Regions from separate parts of the Homo sapiens genome. Here region 1 is linked to region 2. Evidence: read pairs that join two places in POLR2A ChIA-PET (ENCODE). Cell type or tissue: Caco-2. All regions are shown on one strand. Links, peaks and the distances in the headings refer to the core of each region. The heading gives the core; the rest is flanking DNA. Region 1 overlaps FRRS1L (ferric chelate reductase 1 like). Region 2 overlaps EPB41L4B (erythrocyte membrane protein band 4.1 like 4B).

The links. Peaks named below come from ENCODE experiments on the same cell type or tissue, not always from the same donor. Only the 100,000 strongest peaks of a DNase experiment are listed, where the experiment ranks them.
Region 1: POLR2A ChIA-PET joins it to region 2 with 15 read pairs; 3 of 35 experiments call an interaction of 5 or more read pairs at or near these places.

Annotation. Positions count from the first base shown.
Region 1 is chr9:109,121,029-109,131,590 of GRCh38, reverse strand. It overlaps FRRS1L (ferric chelate reductase 1 like), which reads left to right. Exons shown (of 5, transcript NM_014334.4): 5 at 1-1,298. Among named protein-coding and RNA genes, the nearest start is that of TMEM245, 6.4 kb to the right of the region's middle. In Caco-2, for the core only: no CTCF peak of the experiment used is centred there; a DNase peak (open chromatin) is centred at 7,260.
Region 2 is chr9:109,194,112-109,206,028 of GRCh38, reverse strand. It overlaps EPB41L4B (erythrocyte membrane protein band 4.1 like 4B), which reads left to right. Exons shown (of 26, transcript NM_019114.5): 19 at 2,299-2,366; 20 at 5,695-5,793; 21 at 11,632-11,809. It also overlaps the pseudogene RNU6-984P. Among named protein-coding and RNA genes, the nearest start is that of FRRS1L, 33 kb to the right of the region's middle. In Caco-2, for the core only: CTCF peaks have their summits at 6,639 and 6,845; a DNase peak (open chromatin) is centred at 6,848.

The sequences.
Region 1 (10,562 bases), core at 2,450-10,449, 75 kb after region 2:
CAATTGATGGGTTTACTGAGACATAACCCTCTTGTAACTTGAGGAGCATGTGTATATTTGTACATACATGATGGTGTGTGTTTATACACAAAGGCCTGAATATACACACCATGAGCATTTGAAGGTCTTTGTCAAGGTTGTTTCTGTTTCTGATCTCTTGCCTACTTTAAAACCCAAGAGGTAGAACATTATGCATATTACAGGCAAAACTATGCTTGAGTTTATAGCAATGTAGTTTGTAGAAAGGATTCCTGGATGTTTTACTAAGCCTTTCCTCCTCCATTCAACATTATATGAATTGTTAAGAACATATAAAGTACCACTGTTGAATGTGACTTTTCTATACTGTTAGTTAAGAAACCAAGACTAGTGTTAGCTGAGTAACTGGCATGTTGATGCAACCTATACAGGTTTTGTATTTAATTAGGTTCCTTATTCAGTTATTCAAGTATCCAGTTATTTAGTTTCAAGGTAGATTTCTTTGTTTTTATATTTAATAAAAGACTTGCATATAAGTTCCTCTTCATGAAAATAGTGGCTAGGCTAGTGTGATTTTAAGTATGTCTGGCAACTCAAAATGTAATGGATTCATCAAGCTATTTGGGATTTTTAACATAAAACACACTGCTGCTTGATTAATGTGTTCAGTTTTCCCCTGGATATTTGCTATTAGGCTGATAGCCATTTGGTTGGATTCTTCTGGAGAGTAATTGATTCTCTAAGGTAATGGGGTGCTGCAGTGGGTGTAGCATTCACCCAGGTCACTAGAATCCTACCTGTTTCATCACATAGAAGGCCCTGGCCATGGGGAAGAGTGAATGCAGCTTCTCCGGATGCCTTATTTCCACAGACATGCTGATATGCTGGAACAATCTGGCTCCAGGAGTATTAATATACTTTTTTGAGACTGTCTACAAAATACTATTTTGTAAAAACTATGCCTTTACATAGACATTGATAGGTTATATTTGTTTTATAACAATTGTGTACCTAATGTTTGTGATTAATTTTGAGATTTATGTATATTTATAAGCCTATCTTATGTAAATTTTTACTCTAAGATGTGTGGCACATTACTAATAAAGACGTGGATTTCTATTTATGTAAAGTAATTGTAGCAATATTCCTAGATGCTACCTAAATGATTGTTCTGTCCATTTGCCATCACAAATACTTTTATCTTTGGATGATTATGTTAGTCAGAATATATTAATTAGATTTAAACTTTAAAATAAGAATTACAACATAGTTTGAAATTCTTCCTGTTGATGTAATTAAAGTTAGTTTATAATTCCTTATTGCTTTGCTCTGGTGCATTTTTCTTTTCTGTTTCTGGTTTTAAATCTTTCATCAGTAAAGTCACTCTCATTTCTCCCTGAATCTATAGACCTTGGAGAAGACGATAGCCTGTCTTGTCTGACAAAGAGGAAAATCATTTTGCTGTCATCAGGTAAAAATTCCCGTAGAGAAACAATCTGTAAAATAATCTTACATTTATAGCTTTGGTTTAATACTTTATTAGGTAGTGAATGGAGGCCTATAATCCCATTTCAAGTGTATCAGTTGGTTAATTGCACATGGCTAGCTCTAAGAATTTCAATAATCAGCATTATTGGCAACTAAACCATATAATATTTTGAGAATAATTAGAGTTTAGTTGTAGAGCATAATGAATCACCAGGGAGGTCGTTGAGCTGCCAGTACTACAGGGGCTAGCTTGAGAAGATCAAGGAATGGCATGTTAAAAAAGAATCAGGCATTACCACATTCTGCATTCAAAGCTCTAATTTTCACCAAAAAAAAAAAATTCAAATATTTTGTCCTTTGTTTAGTATTCTGCTTGTTCCGTGTAGTATTTATTTTGCAGTATCCTGAGTGGACAGCCCAGCTATCAAATCTGATCCTGGCTAATGTTTGACTTGGAGATTTCTTAGGGCTCAGTCGCAGGTACAAGGATCAGATGATAAGCTATAAGAAGAGACAGAGGAACTGCAATGGACATGAGAGCCACCTGCGTCCAGGAGGTTAAGAAGCTTTAACCATTCATTCATTCATTCAATCAATCAATATTTATTTATTTATTTATTTATTTATTATTTTTTTAGGGTCTTTGTCACCCAGGCCAGAGCGCAGTGGCACGATCAGAGCTTACTGTAGCCTCAACCTCCTGGGCTCAAGCGATCCTCCCACCTCAGCCTCCCAAATTGCTGGGATTACAGGTGTAAGCCACTACACCCAGACAATAAATATTTATCGAAGACTCTTATGTGCTCGTCCTTGTGCTAGACATTACACAGAGAGGACTCTAGGAAGAACAGTTCTTGATTTCTGCCCCCACCCTGGGGCTCACCCTGGGGGCCTGTTTGGAGAGTCAAACACACACCATGACAGTACCTTGTGGTGAATTCAGTGGTAAGGAAAAGCTCAGGTCTGATGCTAAACCTGAGTGGAGGTCCTCACCCAGCCTGGGGCAACTAGGAAAGCAGGTGGTGATACTGAAGTGAACCTTAAGGAAGGGGTGCTGTGGACTGAACATTTGTTCCTCCCAAATTCATATGTTGAAACCCTAATCCCCAATGTGGTGGTATTTGGAGATGGAGCCTTTGGTAGGTAATTGGGCCGTGAGGGTAGAGCCCTCATGAATAGCATTAGTGTCCATATAAGAAGAGACAGGAGAGAATTTGCTTCTTTTCTCCACTCTCCACCATGTGAGTACACAATGAGAAACTGGCCATCTTTGAACCAGGAAGAGGGCCCTCACCAGAACCCAACAATGCTGGCGCCTGTTCTCAGGCTTCCCAGCCTCCAGAACCATGAGAAAGAAATTTTTGTTGCTGAAACCAGTCCGTCTGTGGTAATTTGTGGGAGAAGCCTAAATTGATTAAAACAAAGGGGTAGAAATATGTTAGGCAAAGGGTGTACAGGGGCATCACCAAGAAAGGGGAGAACAACCCAACAGCCTCAGACGAAAGACCAGCAGGATGTATTCTGGAACCATTGTCATCTGACAAGGCTTATCTTAGTTTTCTATTGCTCCTGAAAACAGTTTCCACAAACATAGTGGTTTAAAACTACAGAAATACATTTTCATACAGTTCTGGAGGCCAGAAATCTGAAGTGAATCTTACACAGCTAAATTTAAGGTATTGGTGGCGGGGCCCAGTGGCTCACACCTGTAATCCCAACACTTTGGGAGGCCGAGGTTGGTGGATCAGTTGAGGTCAGGAGTTCGAGACCAGCCTGGCCAACATGGCAAAACCCCATCTCTGCTAAAAATACAAAAAATTAGCTGGGCGTGGTGGCAGGCACCTGTAATCCCAGCTACTCGGGAGGCTGAGGCAGGAGAATCGCTTGAACCTGGGAGGCAGAGTTTGCAGTGAGCTGAGATCGTGCCACTACACTCCAGTGCAGGTGACAGAGTGAGACTCCATCTCAAAATAAATAAATAAATAAAAAATAAATGTAAGGTATTGACAGGGCTGGTTCCTTCTGGAGGCTCCAGGGAATAGAATTCATTCCTTGTGTCTTTTAGGTTCTGGTAGCTGACCAAATTCCTTAGGCTGTGGCCTCATCACTCCAGTCTCTGTCTCCCTGGTCAGATGACCTTCTTTTCTTCTGTAGTCTAATCTCCCTCTGATAAAGATACTTGTGATTATATTTAGGGCCCACTGAAATAACCCAGGATAATTTCCCTATCTCAAGATCCTTAATTATACCTGCAAGGTGCCTTTTGCAATGTAGGGTAATGCTTCATAGGTTCCAGGAATTAAGACTTGGTTACCTTTGGGGGTCATTATTCCTAGCATCACAAGGCCAGAGGATAAAGGATGAAGTGAGGATGGGGAGAGGTGAGGCAGAGTGAGCAGGGTCCTGTTCACAGAGGACCTTGCAAATCATAGTAAAGAACTTTGACACCTTCTCACAGGGGATAAGGAGGCTTAGGGAGAGACTAGCTTGTGTTTTAGAAGGATCATGCTGGCTTCCATGTTGACTGGAGTGGAGCAAGAGGATGAGCTTAAAGACTAGTTAGAGGCAGAAGTGACATCAGTGTGGTGCAGAGTGTACAAATATGTAGCACTTAGAATTCAAAACCAGCAGGACTTAATCTACAAATAAAGATGGTTTCTTTACACATAAAGAAAAATTAGTCTGGCCCAGCGTGGTGGCTCATGCCTGTAATCCTAGCACTTTGGGAGGCCAATGCTGGAGGATTGCTTGAGCCCAGGAGTTGGAGACCAGCCTGGGCAACATGGCAAAACCCCATCTCTACCAAAAATACAAAAATCAGCCACTTTCATAATTAGGTCTCAAAATAAATAAATAAATATTTTTTGTTTAAAAGAAAGATTAGGCAGTTTTTTTTTCAAGATAGAATCTTGCTCTGTTGCCCAGGCTGGAGTGCAATGGCACGATCTCAGTTCACTGCAACCTCTGCCTCCTGGGTTCAAGCAATTCTCCTGCCTCAGCCTCCCAAGTAGCTGGGATTACAGGCATGTGCCACCAGGCCCAGCTAATTTTTTGTATTTTTAGTAGAGACAGGGTTTCACCATGTTGGCTGGGCTGGTCTCAAACTCCTGACCTCAAGTGATCTGCCCGCCTCAGCCTCCCAGTGCTGGGATTACAGGCATGAGCCACTGCGCCTGGCCTAGTCTGGGCAATTTGAAATGCATCAACCATCTCCTGTTTTTCAGTCTTGCTCAGGTTTGCAGCAGAAGGCTGGTTGTTTATTCCACTGGTTGGCCTCAGCCTTAGTGTGAGTATATCGTAGGGAATAGAGCTAAGGAAGCAATGGGCTAAGAATTCCAAATCCTGAGCCCTAAGGCTTAAACTTCAACTATCCAGGTAAAGCTTGAGCCATTCCTGTGAAGAGGGGGAACGACCAGTGATGGACACTCAAGGTCAGCCACTTTCTAGAGAGGGAATTCTGACTTTCGGTGCATAATTGTTCGTCGCAAAGTCCCGCTTGCAATGCCCATCCTTCACACCAACCTTCTTCCCACCTTAGGAAGCGAAGGAGGTGTCTTGTTGCAGACTTAAAAAAAATTATGTATCTCTACACTTCATTTTATTCATCTGGCCCTCTCCCAGGCACGTCAGTTTCATCAAGGTTGGTTGAATTGATTTGATAAGCTTTTCACTGAAACATTTCACTAACTGGTAAATCGTTGACATGGCACGACATTGTATGGGAGGTTAGTTGCAGCTGGATGGCACAGACCAAAAGGACAGGAAAGGCTACCCTTGACTCGGTGAACTAGCAGGACCTGCACTGTGAGTAGGGGCCACATGTCCAGCTATGGGAGTGGGAGGGATGAGGGGGAAGTAGGTAGGGAGTTAGGCAAGGCCTGTTGGGATCAGACTTGCTTGCACCATTTATCCTTCAGCCACTGAGATTTTTAAAAAATCTTGGCCTGTAATTCCAACACTTTTGGAGGCCAAGGCATGCGGATTGCTCGAGCTCAGGAACTCGAGACCAACATGGGCAACATGGCCAAAACCTGTCTCTACCAAAAATACAAAAAAAATTAGCCAAACGTGGTGGCATGTGCCTGTGGTTCCAGCTACTAGGGAGGTTGGGGTGGGAGGACTGCTTGAGCCTGGGAGGCGGAGGTTGCAGTGAGCTGAGATCGTGCCACTGCACTCCAGCCTGGGTGACAGAGTGACACTCTGTCTCAAAAAAAAAAAAAAAAAAGAGAAAGAATTCAGTGATAGTTCAGTGATAGATTAATAATGTTTGCCATGGACTTAGCAAAGGAAAGTAGTAATTCACATGCCATGCAATTGCCAGCCTTGGTTTATAGTAATTGTAATAAAAGACCTTGTTATAACTATTCCAGTAGTCACTGTTTGAATTTCTATTGTAAAGTAACCATCATAGCTGGGTTCAGTTCATGGCAGCTAAGTGCTGTGTATAAAGCAGCCCAAGGGAAGGTAAGTAATGACTACTCTGTGGCCAAGTACCATATTAGTTATTTACATAAACTAGTTCTAGTCCTCACAACAGCTCTGCAATGTAGATTTCTTATCTCTCTTGTACAAATGAGGAAACATTCTCAGTAAGTTAATTTATCCAAGGGTATACAGCAAGAAAGCAGTAGAGCCAGGATTATAATCCAAATCTGTCTGCCTTAAAAGCTTGTGTTCTTTCCAGCACATCCTGCAGCCTCTACAATAATATGGTGTCTACTCACTTTTTTTAATTATTAAAAAAAAGTGTGCAAAGTACTGGAGCAAATGCAAAAAAGCTTATCGATGACTTTTGATCCAATGGGGAATTCAGATATTTGTGAAAATGATTACAATATAATGTGGTTGGTACTTGAGAAGAGATAGCTGTAAGTGCTACACAGTAAAGGTAGCTGCTAAGTTTCCCTGGATCAGGAAAATTCCACAAAGGAGATGATTTTGAGCTGAGGCTTGAAAGATGAATGGGAATTATCCAGATAGGCAAGAGGAGAGTTATATATCTGGAAGGCTGGTCCTATGAAGATAGAAGAGATGTCCAATGTATGGTTGTTGGTCTAAGGAGCTCAATGTGCTCTTGGCAGTTGTTGCACATCTGTACGGGATGCCAAATGTAAATAGTGCCCCCAAATGTGAATTGTATCCCTGGAATTGCGCAAAGTGGTGGCCCTGGACCATGGAGAGATACCACAATGTCCTGGGTAGAGCCTTGCTCTGTCGCCCAGGCTGGAGTGCAGTGGTGTGATCTCAGCTCACTGCAACCTCTATCTCCCAGGATCAAGCGATTCTCCTGCCTCAGCTTCCTGAGTACCTGGGATTACAGGCGCCCACTACCATGCCTGGCTAATTTTTGTATTTTTAGTAGAGATGGGGCTTCACCATGTTGGCCAGGCTGGTCTTGAACTCCTGACTTCAGGTGATCCGCCTGCCTTGGCCTCCCAAAGTGCTGGGATTACAGGTGTGAGCCACCGCGCCTGGCCTCTGGGTGTTTAATATATGTTATTCTCCAATTTAATCTTTACTGCCACCTTATGAACAAGGATCATGCACCATTTATAGCTGAGGAAACTGAGCTCAGAGATGCTATGTAACTTGTCCAGGATTATACAGATAATAAGTGGCAGATTTGGAATCTGAATGCATGTCACCCTGATTTCATTTTCACATGATCACTTCTTCTGCATTGTACATACTACCTTACACACAACGCACATACCACATTGTAAGCACTGGACTTTGTACAAAGCAGATACTCAGCACACCTTAGTAAATGTTTGTGGATACACTTGGAGAGCTCTAAAACAGACACAATGCTGGAGAATCGTCTCCCTGCCTGTGTTTGTAATATCTCTGGTGGATGTTATCTTGATACCTTGGGAGTATCAGTTGTTTAAGAGATACCCCTTATCTTTTCTAGGACAAAAGTAAGAGTTACCCCAAGAGTCACTGTCAGATTCTCACCATGTCAGAGACACTGTGCTGCTGCTTTTATACATACTTTCTTATTTCACCTTCACAGCAACCATTTTTATAAATCAGGAAGCTTTCTGTTTCAAGTAATAGAAGCCTAACCAAAACTGGCTTAAATGATTACAAAATTCATTCATTCATGCAACTGGAAAGCAAGAGGCAGTGTGGTCTCCAGGGTCAGCTTGATCCACGACTCTGAATGTCTTTCACTTCTACTGTATCCTGCGTGCCGATGGAGGCTGTTTGTCCCTGAGGTTGTTGGAGTGAGTTGTCATGTTAAGGTCAACAGAGAGAACCCAAGTAGCCTCGTATTTTGGAGGAGACACCTAAAATCATATGACCTTGAGATTTGAGTGGACAATGGGCTTCTTTCTCAAATTTAGTTTTTAGGTCCTATGTTCCAGTATTTTAATTTTTCTCTGTTCTCAACCACATGGATGCTCAGTAGAAACATCCCCAGCTTTCAATTTCATCTCTCGCAGGAAGCACAGACAGGCTTTTTTTGAAAGGACGCCACTCATTCATTCTTTTGCTCAGCAAACACTTAGCTCCTACTCAGTACGTCCTATGCTGTGCCAGGTGCTGGGCCCACGGAAATGAAGAAAGCCCAGTCCCTGCTCTCAAGGGGCTCTGTAGGGAGACAGACACAGAAACCACTAACTTTGACTGCAGTGTGGTGAGGACAATCACAGGAGGGGTGAGTGAAACCCTGTGTGAACCCAGCCTTGTGCTAGGCCACATAAAGACTAGTCTAGTTAGATTCTAGTGCTTCAGCCTTCATTTCTGTTAGAGTTCCATTGACTAGAAATGCTGAGTGACACCTGTCAGTCCTACGGCTTTGGCCATTAGAACAATCTTGAAATGTTCAGCAATTTTCACTTTCACTGAGACTTGGAAGCAAAGCACCATGACAGGGCATTTTTTTGATTTGCTGAGTTGTTGCTAAACTGTGGCCCAACACAATTTAGGCAGGATTAACACCCCATGTCCTGTCCCGTTTCGGCTTGCATCCACTGATAAATGCTTCTGTTGCGTAACTTGGGAGCTCTCATTTTGTAACTAGAGGAAGAGAGTCTTTGGTTGGAGTAGGACAGAGAGGAGGGTTCAGTCTTTGTTCCCTCACTGACCCATTGGAAGGGTTTTGAACCCATGTGGTTAGAGGACTGAAGTCCAGACATGGAAGGAACTATTCACGAGAGGAGTTATAAACACTGGGCATTGGCGGGGCACTGTGGCTCATGCCTGTAATCCCAGTACTTTGGGAGGCTGGGGTAGGTGGATCACTTGAGGTCAGGAGTTCAAGACCAGCCTGGTCAACATAGTGAAACCCCGTCTCTACTAAAAACACAAAAAATTAGCCAGGTGTGGTCGTGTGTGCCTGTAATCCCAGCTACTCCGGAGGCTGAGGCTGGAGAATCGCTTGAACCCAGGAGGCGGATGTTGCAGTGAGCTGAGATTGCATCACTGCACTCCAGCCTGGGTGACAGAGCAAGACTCCATCTCAAAAAAAAAAAAAAAAAAAAAAAAAAACCCAAAAAACTAAAAACTAAAACATTGGCACACTGACCTGCTTTAGGGCTTGGGTGACAAAATATTTGTCAAGTGAGGGAGAAAGACTTCTTCCCCTTATCAGGATTAAACCCAGCTCTGTTTTGGTACCTTGAGGGTTAGAAGTTTGGGAGTATGTAGGATTTGGGGATAATGATACAGGCACTGGAAATCTTCCGATGGGCACTAGACTCAGTGAGCTGTGTGGGCAGCAGGGTGGTTGGTAGCAGCTGACTCATGTCTCTGGGTATATGTGAGGTACCCCTTTTGGGACCCCCCCATAGAAATCACCAAGGACTTTTTAGGAAGGAGGTTGAGGCCTTTGCTATTATGTAGATGGGAGCTTAAGTCAGTGTAACATGGACTGAAGGCAAATGTGACCATACTTTGTAATCATAATCCCAGAAAGCCTGAACAAATAAAGAAGCAAAGTACAATGTAGGAACAACTGAAAGAAAAATATTTACAGAGTCAAACTGTAACTGAGTACCCTCATTTTTTCTGAGACAGAGTTTATTTTTTCTTTCTCTCTTCTTTTCTCACTCCCCCAGTTTCTCCCTTCCTACTTAGCCCTTTAAAAAGGCAAATGTAGGCCAGGTGCGGTGGCTCACGCCTGTAATCCCAGCACTTTGGGAGGCTGAGGTGGGTGGATCACCTGAGGTCAGGAGTTCGAGACCAGCCTGTTCAACATGGTGAAACCTCGTAAAAAAAAAAAAATTAGCCGGGCATGGTGGGGGGTACGTGTAATTCCAGCTATTTGGGAGGCTGAGGCAGGAAAATCTCTTGAAGCCAGGAAATGGAGGTTGCAGTGAGCCGAGATCGCACCATTGCACTCTGGCCTGGGTGACAAGAGCGAGACTCCGTCTCATAAATAAATAAATAATTTAATAAAGGTAAATATAGCCTTTTACGTTGTCTTCACCAGACAGTCCCTACAGGGCAAGTTCATCTAACTATGTGCTTAGGAGCTCCAGAAAGGAACTCAAGAGATAACATCCAATTTCTACAAAACTCCCTCCCACCGGGAGACTGCCTTGAGAAATATGAAACTCTCTTCCATCTGAGGGGTTTTTGGCTTAGTCCTGCCAACGAAGGTGCCAGCAGTCACCAGCTTGACCACCCAGTAGATAAGGCATGCAGACCCCTCCCCCGACAACTGCTTGCTTCCTTCGCTTTAAAAGTGCCTGCTTTCTGCTCCACAATTGAAGCAGTAGCCTTAGGGAGGAAACCTGTACTTCTTCCCCTAAGCTAGCTTTGGAATACATCACTTTCTTTATACCAGACCTTGCTCTTGTTAATTGGAATCTGCAAGTGGTGAGCGACTAAACCTGCGTTTTGGTTATAAAACTCCAAAGGCCATCTGAAATACTGAGACCTAAAACTTACAATCGAGATGGATAGGGAATTACTTTTTCCTTTACTTCCTTTACTAAATCCCTTTGTCTCCAAATCTATCAAGCAATAGTTTCTTTATCTGCAAACTGTGGATTATGTTACCTGTCTTGTCTGCTTTAGAAGGGAAACAAAAATTATGTAGAAATTAATAGGAATACTATTGAAACAGGAAAGGGACAACTTGC
Region 2 (11,917 bases), core at 1,881-9,880:
ATAATTTAGGTCCTTCCAGAACATACCATGAAAGTCAAGAGAAAGCTTACAAAATGTCTTTTATTTGGGGGTTGTGATATAAACAGGAGGCAGTAAGATGTAGAACACAAGTTTCAAAGTCAGATGGTCTGGCTTTGAACCTTGATCTGTGATTGATCAGGAATGTCACCTTAAGCTTGTTTGTCAACCTCTCTGAGCCTTAGTTCTCTCCTATGAAAATGGAGATAACAACATCTGTCAGGTTATTGTGAAGATTACATGAGATTATCTATGCAGAGTACCTGGTGCAATGCCTTGCTCCACCACTGCAGAGGTATTGACAACAGTGGTCACAGTTGTGGCGTGATGAAATTGCTGGGGGCACTGATTGCTTACAGATAACAGTAGTAGCCCTTTTTAGAGGATGGTCAGGTTTATTTCCCATCACAAACTCAGGAATGTCAAGGTTATAGTCACAAATTCTTTATTTTCAGTCTACCTTCATTGATTTCAGGTATGCCATTTTTATACTATCACAGAACAAACAAAACTGACACATATTTTGCAATTTACAAAGCTGTAATTATCTACATTAGAAAGTTGTAACATGTTCCCAATAACCCCATGCTGCAGGTATTATCTGTGGAGGACCCATATTTCTGCTCCATTGGAGAAGTGCAGTATCTTGAAAATATTCTATTTTGTAAAGTATAGGGAAGAGATGACAAATAGGTAAGAACACATTTCCTAGCCAAAAGGACACAGTGGAAGGGCATGAAAGCAGGAAAAAAGCAGGGGAGTGTGAAGTCAGTAATTTGACATTAGCGTTTCCCAAGATGTTATAAGGAACACAAGCCCCACAGGATTCTCCCTGATAATTCTGGAAATGCTGCACATGAAATCCCATGGGACAGTCCCAGTACACATCAGCTTCTTATAGTCTCTGAAAAGTCCTGCAGGAAAGAAGCCTGTTTTACTTTCTTTCACACCTAACTGGCCATAAGTAGCTCCTACTGTTATCTGTAGAACTGAAATTCATAGGAACACAGAAGCATGCTTTGGGAATCCATGGTTTAGAGGGTTTTGAGGGGTTGTGATGGAGGGAGAGGAGGTTGATGCACAGCCAAGTATACTGCTAGGGGTTTAAATGTTAATCCCCTATTGGCATCAGTGCATAGTGAGAGTATAAGGAAAGGAAGCAGAAGTCAAACAGACCAATGGTACTATCTGTTGCTAACTCTAAAAAAGGCTTTGGCTGGGTGTGGTGGCTCATGCCTGTAATCCCAGAATTTTGGGAGGCCAAGGTGGGCAGATCGCTTGAGCCCAGGAGTTCAAGACCAGCCTGGGCAACATGGCAAAACCTCGTCTCTACAAAAAAAATATGAAACAAATTAGCTGCGTGTTGTGGTTTGAGCCTGTAGTCCCAGCTAATCTGGAGGTTGAGGCAGGAGGATTGATTGAGCCCAGGAAGTCAAGGCCGCAGTGAGCCATGATCGTGCTGCTGCACTCCAGCCTGGGCAACAGAACAGACCCTCTCTCAAGAAATAAAGAAATCAAAAACAAAAATTAAAAAGGCTTTGATTAGGATGTAAGACTGGATCTATATGTGGGCAATCTTGACAGGCTAATAATGCCATGTCCTCCAAGCCAGCAGGCTTGAAATCTTTGCTCAATATGTATTTAGAACAGAGGCCAAGCTCTGTATGTTGTGATGGTCGTGAGGGCTGCAGGCCTCTGCATGTTCTATTGACCACTAGTGTGTGGTCAGCTGGCCTGGCTGGCTGAGTGGGTGTCTCTTCTTCCCCCACTATTCTTTGTGGGACTCATCAGAGGGAGGAGGACAAGGTTTCTCTCAAAATCATATGACGTGATTCCTGCCAGGCTGTTATGGTTGTTATGCTGATGTGAAAGGACAGATTCCAAATTCCTTTGTAAACTGTAAGTGCTATGTGAACATAGAGCTGATTATTATTCCTGACCCAAACTGTGAGGTGAAGGATTAAACTGCGGGTTTGGCTTTTCCCACACTATCCCTTTCTAATTCAAGCATGAGCTGGCACGTAGCAGGTGTTCAATAAAAGCATGAATGCAAGAATTGATTGCATCTGAATGATTGTCTTAATCCTATTACTCAAGAAAACATTTTTTGTTAACATATATAAACACCAGTGCAAGATTCTCTATTGATTGAGTACTTGGTGAACTACCTCTTTGGTCCACTTGCCAATTTCTATAATCTTTTGAATGTAAGAGACTTGAAAACATTTTTTGCATGCCAACATATTCAGTTTTGACTAACCTGAATGCTTTCTTTAACAGGGTGGAAAGGAGGAATCACCGTTTGTAAATATCAATAAGAAATCCAGTCTTCAGGACGCTAGTGTAAGGTCTGTTGCTCCTTGTCTGAATGGGGAAATGATATTCTCTGTATCATCAACATTATCCTTGAAACATTGCTCACGAGGGCATTAGCTGATAAAATCAGAGGACAAATAAAACAGAGAATAGGAGCCCAAAGAGATGGAAAAAGACTGGCTTAACTAACTTTCCGCAAGCCTCAAAAATGTTGCTTATTCTCAGTTTTAATATCTCTGCCTGCTGCATTAACAAAGAAATCAATCACTTGGGGTTGTCACTCAAGCAAGTGGGCTTCACATTGCCATCCCCCTGCTTAAAGCCCTTTAAAGGCTCTGTTTACACTCAGAATGGAATCCCAACTCCTTAACAGAGTGCAGGAGGCCAGGCCCTTCAAGACCTGGCCTCTGCTCACAACTCCAGCTTGGACTTGGGCCAGCTTCCCTTGGCCCATTGATGTGCCCTGCCTGCTGAGCTTCTTGTTAGTGCTGGAGCCACATATGTTCCTTTTAAAAATGTATTTATTTAATTATTATTTTTTAAGACAGAGTCTTCCTCTGTTGCCCAGGCTGGAGTGCAGTGGTGCGATCTCGGCTCACTGCAACATCTGCCTCCCAGATTCAAGCAATTCTTGTGCCTCAGCCTCCTGAGTAACTGGGATTACAGGTGCACGCCACTGTGCCAGCTAATTTTTGTAATTGTAGTAGAGACAGGGCTTCACTATGTTGGCCAGGCTGGTCTTGAACTCCTGACTTAAGTGATCCACCCACCCCGGCCTCCCAAAGTGCTGAGATTACAGGTGTGAGCCACCACACCTAGCCTACTTTTTCTTTGTATAAATTTATGGGGTACAAGTGTAACTTGGATCTGTGCATAGATTGCACGGTAGTGAAGTCAGGGCTTTTAGAATATCCATCACTCAAATAATGTACATTGTGCCCATTAAGTAATTTCTCATCATCCACTCTCCTCCCATCCCCTACACATGTTCTTTAAAGCTTCCAGGCCACCACCACCCCAAACCCAGAGGAAGTCCTTCCTCCCCTGATCTCACAGAGAACAGGAACTCTTTCCTTCTTGGCATGGTGGTGGTGGCCTCATTGCCACCTGGTGGTTTACTAACACCAGCAGGGTCTCCTTAGGGTAGTTTCCCAAAATGGGTCCAAGGACCACTGCATCAGAGTCTCTTCTTAAAAACACAAACTCCTGGGTCCTACTCCAGACCTTTTGGATCCTTTGTGTGAATGTGTGTGGTGGGTGTTTGGTGGGTGCCAGTAGAGACAAGAATCATCATGTTAGCGGGCACCTAGGTGATCTAGAACCACTGCTCTGGGGAACTATTATACTCGATGCCAAAAATCAAAGCTAACATTTCTCTGTATCACCTTATGATTCCCAATCTGTGTGCTTGGTATAAATTTGTCTTACTCCTGAGATACATACCCAGCTGCCTCCAGGGCTTTTCAAAAACTTAATTCATCTCTTCCCACTCCACCCCACTAACCTTCACCTGGATTCCATTCTTAGTCAATGGTATTATTACCTACCCCTCACCCAGGCCTGAAACCTGGGAGTCCTTGCTTTTCTCCTACCTTATTCCCTCATCTAATTGGTCACCAAGTCCTGGCAATTTGACTTTCATTTTACCTTCCACATCCATCCTCTTTTCCTCTTGTCTATACCTTGAGCCCTCATTGTCTTCCGGGCCTACTGCTGCCCACAGTCCTCTAAGATGCTTCTGTCCTCCCTTTCACCTGGTCCTCTTCATTGTTCTAAGGACCTTTCTGTAATGTAAATCTGACTATGCCACTCCTTTGCCTAAAACCTTTAGAGAGTTGAGGTCCATTGCCTTCAGTGTAGACTCCTCAGCCTGAGGCCCCATATGACCCGGCCTCGACTTTCCCTCCAGTTAAAACCCTCTGCTCTTCCACTGAGACCTCACCGGATGGTAGTTCTAGTGCCCTGCGTTCAGCCAGGTCTCCACTCTGCCTCTCATCTTTGTGGTCTTCGCTCCATCTGGAAAGAGGAAACTCCTCCACGTAGCTTTCCCCGATGCTGACCGTTCCACCCAAGCAAATTCATGTGCTCCCTCAATAGACTATACGTTCTTCAGGGACCATGTTCCCTTTACTGTGGAGTCGCAGCTTGAGGAAACCATGAGTATAGAATGCATTGACTCAAATCCTCTATTTTCTCATTCATGTGTTTATTCAACATACTTTTTTTTTCTTTTTTTTTTTTTTTTGAGACAGGGTCTCACTCCAGCACCCAGGCTGCAGTGGAGTAGCATAATCATTGCTCATTGCAGCCTCGACCTCCTGGGCTCAGGTGATCCTCCCACCTCAGCCTCTTGAGTAGCTGGGACTACAAACATGCGCCACCATACCTGGCTAATTTTGTATTTTTTTGTAGAAACGGGTATTATCATGTTGCCCAGGCTGGTCTCAAACTCCTGACCTCAAGTCATCTGCCCACCTCAGCCTCCTAAAGTGCTGGGATTACAGGCGTGAGCCACTGCACCCGGCCTCAACATGCATTTGTTAGGCCCCGGCCACATACTTATCACCATATTGAGCACTGACCCAAAAGTGTCAGTTGACTTGCCAGGTGTCCCTTTCAAGGACCTCAACTTGTTTTGATGCCTTGTTGGTCCTAGGAGGTAATGAACTGATTTTTTAAAAATGAAATTAGTCATGACCACTACAAAAATGCATTAAAAATTTTCCTTAAAATTACTATTTTGAGTAGGGTCCATTGGTTACCTGAAATAAATTCTTGAGTAAAGATAAAAGTGACGCTTAATTTTTAGCATTTTCACACATACATGGAATTAAAATGTGTTACAGCAAGTCCTAAAGGTCTTCTGATTATGCATTTTTCACACAAAGTATAGTATGGTTCTTATCTTTTTTTAAAAAAAAAATATAGTCTGTGCTATGTTTAAAATAGAATAGCTACCAGATTACTTGGAATTAAAAACAGGTTATCCATAGGTTTCTCTTCATTTTACTGGCAAAACCTGGTTATGAGCCAAACCCTCATTCTGGTTCACCCCTCATATTGGGGGGCAGGGGTGGCTGTTACGGAGCAGAGAAATTTTATTTTGTACCTCAATTATGTTTAGTTGCCCCATTTGCTATATTTTCTTCCCTATGATTTTTTTCTTACTGTTTGGATTTTCTATGGTTTTAAAATATAATTATAATTATGAACTAAGTACGGTAGAAAGGCAAAAAAAATGGATTTCTTGACTATCAATGTTATTAAGGTGTACATTAACTGAGAAAGCAGTCCCTATGGCTAAAACGAGACCATAAACCTTTTTTGATGGTATTGTTCTGTTTTTCGGTGTGTCTCTAGAAGTCCTATTCCTATTCGTGTGGAAACTGCCCAGCCAGCTGTGGAAAAGCCGGAAATCAAGCCTCCCCGAGTGAGGAAGTTAACAAGACAGTATAGTTTGTGAGTTCTGTACTGCAACTTTTTCAATTAAAACAACTATGATGACTAATTGTTTAGATACAAATGCTTCTTAGCCCTTCTGACTAGTCCCAGGGAGCAGCCCCCAAATTCCATTTATTTCCAATTTAGGTAATAATGAGACTAGCCCTTTCTCCCTGAAAACCTTACATAGTTAGCATAAGGATTCATTATTGACTACTGTGTAATAAATTACTCCCAAACTTAGTGTCTTAGAACAATCCACCTTTATCACCTCACAGTTCCTGTGGAGTGGGGGTCGGGGCATGGCTTAGCTGGGTCTTCTGTATCCGGGGCTCTTACAAGGCTGCATTCAAGGTGTCAGGGCTGCGGTCTCATCTGCAGGCTTGTTTTTACGGTTGCTGACAGGGATCAGGTCCTCAAGGACTCTTGGACAGAGGATGCCCTCAGCCTGTAGTCACATAGGTCTCTCCAGCCTTCTCCATCAGAGAAAGCACATAAGAAGAGCCAGAGAGAGTGACAGCAAGGCAAAGGCACAGTCTTTTGTAACCTACGCACAGAACTGACATCCCATCACTTTTTTTCTTTTTGAGACAAAGTCTTGCTCTGTCGCTCAGGCTGGAGTGCAGTGGTGTGATCTTGGCTCACTGCAATCCGCCTCCCAGGTTCAAGCAATTCCCCTGCCTCAGCCTCCCAAGTAGTTGGGATTACAGGTATAAGCCAATAAGCCTGGCTGATTTTTGTATTTTTGGTAGAGACGGGGTTTCACCATGTTGGCCAGGCTGGTCTAGAACTCCTGACCTCAAGTAATCTGCCTGCCTCGACCTCCCAAAGTGCTGGGACTGCAGGTGTGAGCCACCGCACCTGGCCCCCATCACTTTTGCCATATTCTGTTCATGAGAAGCAAATCCCTATGTCCAGCCCACACTCAAGGGGAGAGATTACACAGGGGCATGAATACTAGGACGGGGATCATTGCAACCCACATCAGAAGCTGCTTTCCACGGCATATCCATGAAAAGGCAGCCCCGTCTGTCAACAGAACCAAAGCTAATCACTGAGCTTTGACACCTGTAGGAGGAGCCATTTCCCAAAATGTCCCAGAATCACCAGGGCACATGTGCACCTGACTGTTCTAGGCATCGTTAGGGAATAGTAAAGTGACTTTGACAATTCCCATCCAAAGACTCACACTTTACTGGAGGGAAAGACAAGAGTCACAAATAATTATAATCCAAAGCAGAAAGATAATTGCTGTAATCAGGGTGGTGAGTACTAGTAATAGTTGTAGTACTGATCACAATGGTATTTCCCTTTTTTTTTTTTTTTTTGAGACAGAGCCTTGCTCTGTCACTCTGTCACTCTGTCACCCAGGCTGGAGTGCAGTGGCACAATCTTAGCTCACTGCAATCTCCACCTCCCGGATTCAAGCAATTCTCCTGTCTCAGCCTCCCAAGTAGTTGGGATTACAGGTGCCCGCCACCACACCCAGCTAATTTTTTTGTATTTTTAGTAGAGACAGGGTTTCACCATGTTGGCCAGGCTGGTTTCGAACTCCTGACCTCAAGTGATCCACCCCACCTTGGCCTCCCAAAGTGCTAGGATTACAGGCATGAGCCACCGTGCCCGGCTTGTAGTTCCCATTTCTTGACCTTAGCTATGGCATGGGTACTGTGCCCAGATGTGTCATTGGTCAGAGAGTAACTGCAGGGGGATCTCTGGACGAATGAAAAGGATGGGGGCTTTGGAGTTGGAAAGGCTTCTGTCAGGCCCCTGGCTAGTTTACAGCTGTAAGCTCTTGGAAAAGTGACTGTTTGATCCTCTCTTCCTTCCTCTGTAAAATGGATGAGATAATACCTGCCTCTGAGGAGTTTTGTGGGGCTTAACATGAGAGAATGTGGGTAAAGCCCCAATACCCTGGCCATAGGATGAGGTCCCCTTTCTTTCTTCTCTAGGACCTGGAAGCTTCTGAGGAAAGATGGAGTTTAGGGGGTACCCAGAGTGCAAAATGTAGGACAGGACACGGGATTCTGGATGCAATTCTCTAACAGCCATCTCAGGTCTGCCATTTGTACCTGTGAAAAGGAAAAGAGGCATGTATGGGGGATATTAAGGGAGATATATCCCACCTCATATCCTTCATAGAAACTTCTGGTCAGCTGCATTTCCTAGGAAAGCCAAAACGAGTAAAGTTCAAATAATTAACAGTCCTAATGATCTCTGGGGGACAATTAAGCCATGACAGTTTGCTTCCCTCGAGGATAAGACTGGCAGAACTTGCCATTCCTTTTACATTTTGAAACTCAAAATGTTACTATCACTCATTTGAGAGATGTAATCATGTTTGAAACAATGACTGGCTGATATATAACCTGGAAGGAAAGGAAATTTCACTAACTCACCAAACTCACTCTTTTTTTTGTTTTTTTTTTTTTTTGATACAGAGTCTCACTCTGTCGCCCAGGCTGGAGTGCAGTGGCACAATCTCGGCTCACTGCAACCTTCGCCTCCTGGGTTCAAGCGATTCTCCGGCCTCAGCCTCCCAAGTAGCTGGGACTACAGGCACATGACACCATGCCCGGCTAATCAAACTGGCTCTTTTAAGGACACTCTTTTTCAAACCTTGAACTTTACATGTGTATTTCTTAAGCTGCCCCAAAGTATTCTGCTTTGAAAATCAAACAATAGCAGCATTTTCCCCATTAGTAGAAAATAGCAACATCCATGGATGAGATTTTCCCAGTGTTATTGTCCCATAAAGAGTTCTCGAATCCTTGACGCTGGCTACCGCTCATTTGCCCATCTTTTTATTATTATTATTATTTTATTTTTTTGAGGTGGAGTCTCACTCTGTCACCCAGGCTGGAGTGCAATGGCTCAGTCTTAGCTCACTGCAGCCTCCGCCCCCTAGGTTCAAGTGATTCTCCTGCCTCAGCCTGCCGAGTAGCTGGGATTACAGGCGTGTGCCACCACGCCCAGCTAATTTTTGTGTTTTTAGTAGAGACAGGGTTTCCCCATGTTGGCCAGGTTGGTCTCGAACTCCTGACCTCAGGTGATCCGCCCGCTTCAGCCTCCCAAAGTGCTGGGATTACAGGCATGAGCCACCACACCTGGCCTTTGCCCATCTCTTTAACTCTTTGATATTGATAAAGTTGGCACGTGATCAAGGAATATAAATGGGAAAACTCAGATCTCTGATTTTCTGGAAAATATTTTTTACATCATCATTTTTGAGATACAGATTTGTGTGCACACATCGCCCTTTTGGCTGTTGTAATATTTCTAGTTCCTAGGCTGGAATAAGGTGTAGTCAGATTTTAGGTTGCTCCACCAAAAGCATTGTAACATTCAGGTGCTGTGAACAAGTCTTCAAACCACTGCTTTTAAAGATACAGACAAAAATCTCAGCCACATTATTTCCTGGAAATATGACAAGGAGGGAAAATGTGGCTGCTACATGCAGTGAGAATGGAGAAGTAGAGGGTCTCTACAGAGAGTTTAAGGCAGGCGAAAAGGTCTTTTTTTTTTTTTTTTTTTTCGGAGACAAGGCCTCACTCTGTTGCCCAAGCTGGAGTGCAGTGGTCGATCACAGCCCACTGCAGCCTCAGGTGATTCAGCTCAGGTGATCCTCCCACCTCAGCCTTCTGAGAAGCTGAGACTACAGGTGTGTGCCACCACATCTGGCTAATTTTTGTATTTTTTGTAGAGACAAGACCAGACCATGTTGCCCAGGCTGGTCTCGGACTCCTGTGCTCAAGCAATCGCCTGCCTTGGCCCCCCAGAGTGCCGGGATTACAGGCATTAGCCTCTGTGCCCAGCCAAAAGTGTCATTTTTTATTGATACCAGCTAGTATGTTTAGAAAATCATGAGCTATTTTATTTTTTTCCAGAAATATAACTTCACTGTTTATTTAAACATAGTGTAAAAGTCTAAAAAAAATTCAATAGTGCTCACTTTGGCATCACATATACTAAAATTGGACTCATACAGAGAAGATTAGCATGGTCCCCCTGCGCAAGGTGGACATGCAAATTTGTGAAGCGTTTCATATTTTAAATTTTTAATTAAATAATAAAATATTTATAAGTTAATTAAAATATTTAAAGAAAAGAAAAAAAAGTAAATAGGCAAGACAGAAGAGAAAAGTAGCCAATTTCCCAGAATCAAAAATAACCAGGGTTCATAGTTGACGACTGTTACATTAGACAAGTTTCTATGCTTATATATTGTTAAAATAGAAACAACTTCAAAGCAAAAAATCATTCTGTATGTAAAATTTTACTTATGAAACTGTTGTTTTATGACTTTATCATGAATTTACCTTAGAAACAGGTAAAATTGGAAGACTTGCTGAATTTTAGATATGCTTCTTGGCCATAAGATCTAAACTAAGACAAAAGATAAAAACCATGATGAATTTGGAGTCTTTTTCAATTTTAGGCAGTGTCAGTTGACTCCCTTCTGTGAAAAATGAGCTATGGTTTTTAAATGGCCTTTTATATAAAACTAAATAATAATAACTATGCTATTGAGGTGATAATTTTTTAAATGAGGTAAAAAGAAATTTTAACCCCGCTCCTCCACTTAACTAGCTTTGCGAACTTGAACAAATAATTTCACAATCAGCTGCTAAATATCATCTGATTCTCTGAAAAATGGAGATGGTAATAGGGTCGGTGTGAAAATTAAGTGGGTGAATGAACGTGTAACCCATCTGACCTATGTCATCTATGTGGATCCAAATACTTGGTGTATTATTAATTTTTCCATGTACTTATTCAATTCTCACCTTTCCCCCTTTTTAGTAATGAGCCCTAAGTCCTTCCCTTGAGGCTTCTCCATACACAGAATAATCTAAAACCTCTCAGGGACCCCTCAGTCAATCCCATCCGCACTGCAGCTTTGTCTCACGGCCTCATGTTCCCACGTGGCCCCGTGCTGGGCTGAGGCCTTACCAGTGATCTGCACAGGCTGCACTGGTGCCTACCTGTCATGGGTCTTGTATCTACACTCTTGAGCTCAGCCATCATTCTAAATCACAACCCCTATGCAAGGGTGGCTCCAGAAGCTCTACATGGCAGATCCTTAGGGACAATGTGCCTGGAGTCCCCAGCACCACCCTTAAAGCAGAGAGTCAGACAGATGTTTGTACACCCATGTTCATGGCAGCATGATTTATAATAGCCAAAAGAGTGGGAACAAGCCAAGTGTCCATCAACAGATGAATGGATAAACAGAATGTGGTATATCCATATAATGGAATTTTTATATTATAAAAATAAATGAAATTTTGATGTATGCTACAATGTGGATGGACCTTAAAAATATTATGGTGACTAAAATAAGCCAGACACAGAGGAACATAGAGTGTGTGATTCCACTTATGTGACGTTCCTAGAATAGGCAAATTCATTGGGACAGAAAGTGGAATTGATGTTACCAGAGGCTGCAGGGAGGGGCTTGGGGAGTTATCGTTCAATATCAATACAGAGTTTCTGTTGTCACTGATGAAAAAGTTTTGGGGACAGATAGTGGCAATGGTTGCACAATATTGTGAATGCATTTAATGCCACTGAATTGTATATTTATAAGCAGTTAAAATGATAAATATTATATTGTATATATTTTACCAACAAAACAAAACAACACCCTGGCAAATGACAGAAAATTCACCCCAATTTGTTTTGGCAAAAAAGTCAGAGTATTGGATCCTGCAAGCTGGACATCTGGTGGACATCTGTTTGGGAACCCCCAATCCCCATCCCTGGTCTTCCCACCCCTGCCCATCCTCCGTCCACTCCTCACAGCCTGTTTATTATTGTAATGAGCAGAGCTTCATGTGCTTTTAGTAACCGCAGTGATGAAGACGACCTCCCTCCAGACCTGGCCGAGGCAGTGGGAGTGACCACATCTACAACCACAAACACCACAACGGCCGCCACACAAGTCTCCGTGCCGCTGCCGTCCCCCAAGGTCCAGAATGTCAGCTCGCCTCACAAGTCAGAAGGCAAAGGCCTGCTGTCCCCTGGGGCCAAGGTATTGGGGGGTGGAAAGCCCTGGCGAGCAGCCACACTTGCTGGGAATTCAGTATCAATTTACTGAGTAGCATCTGGTGCATGTATTTAAATTTTGCATAATCAATTG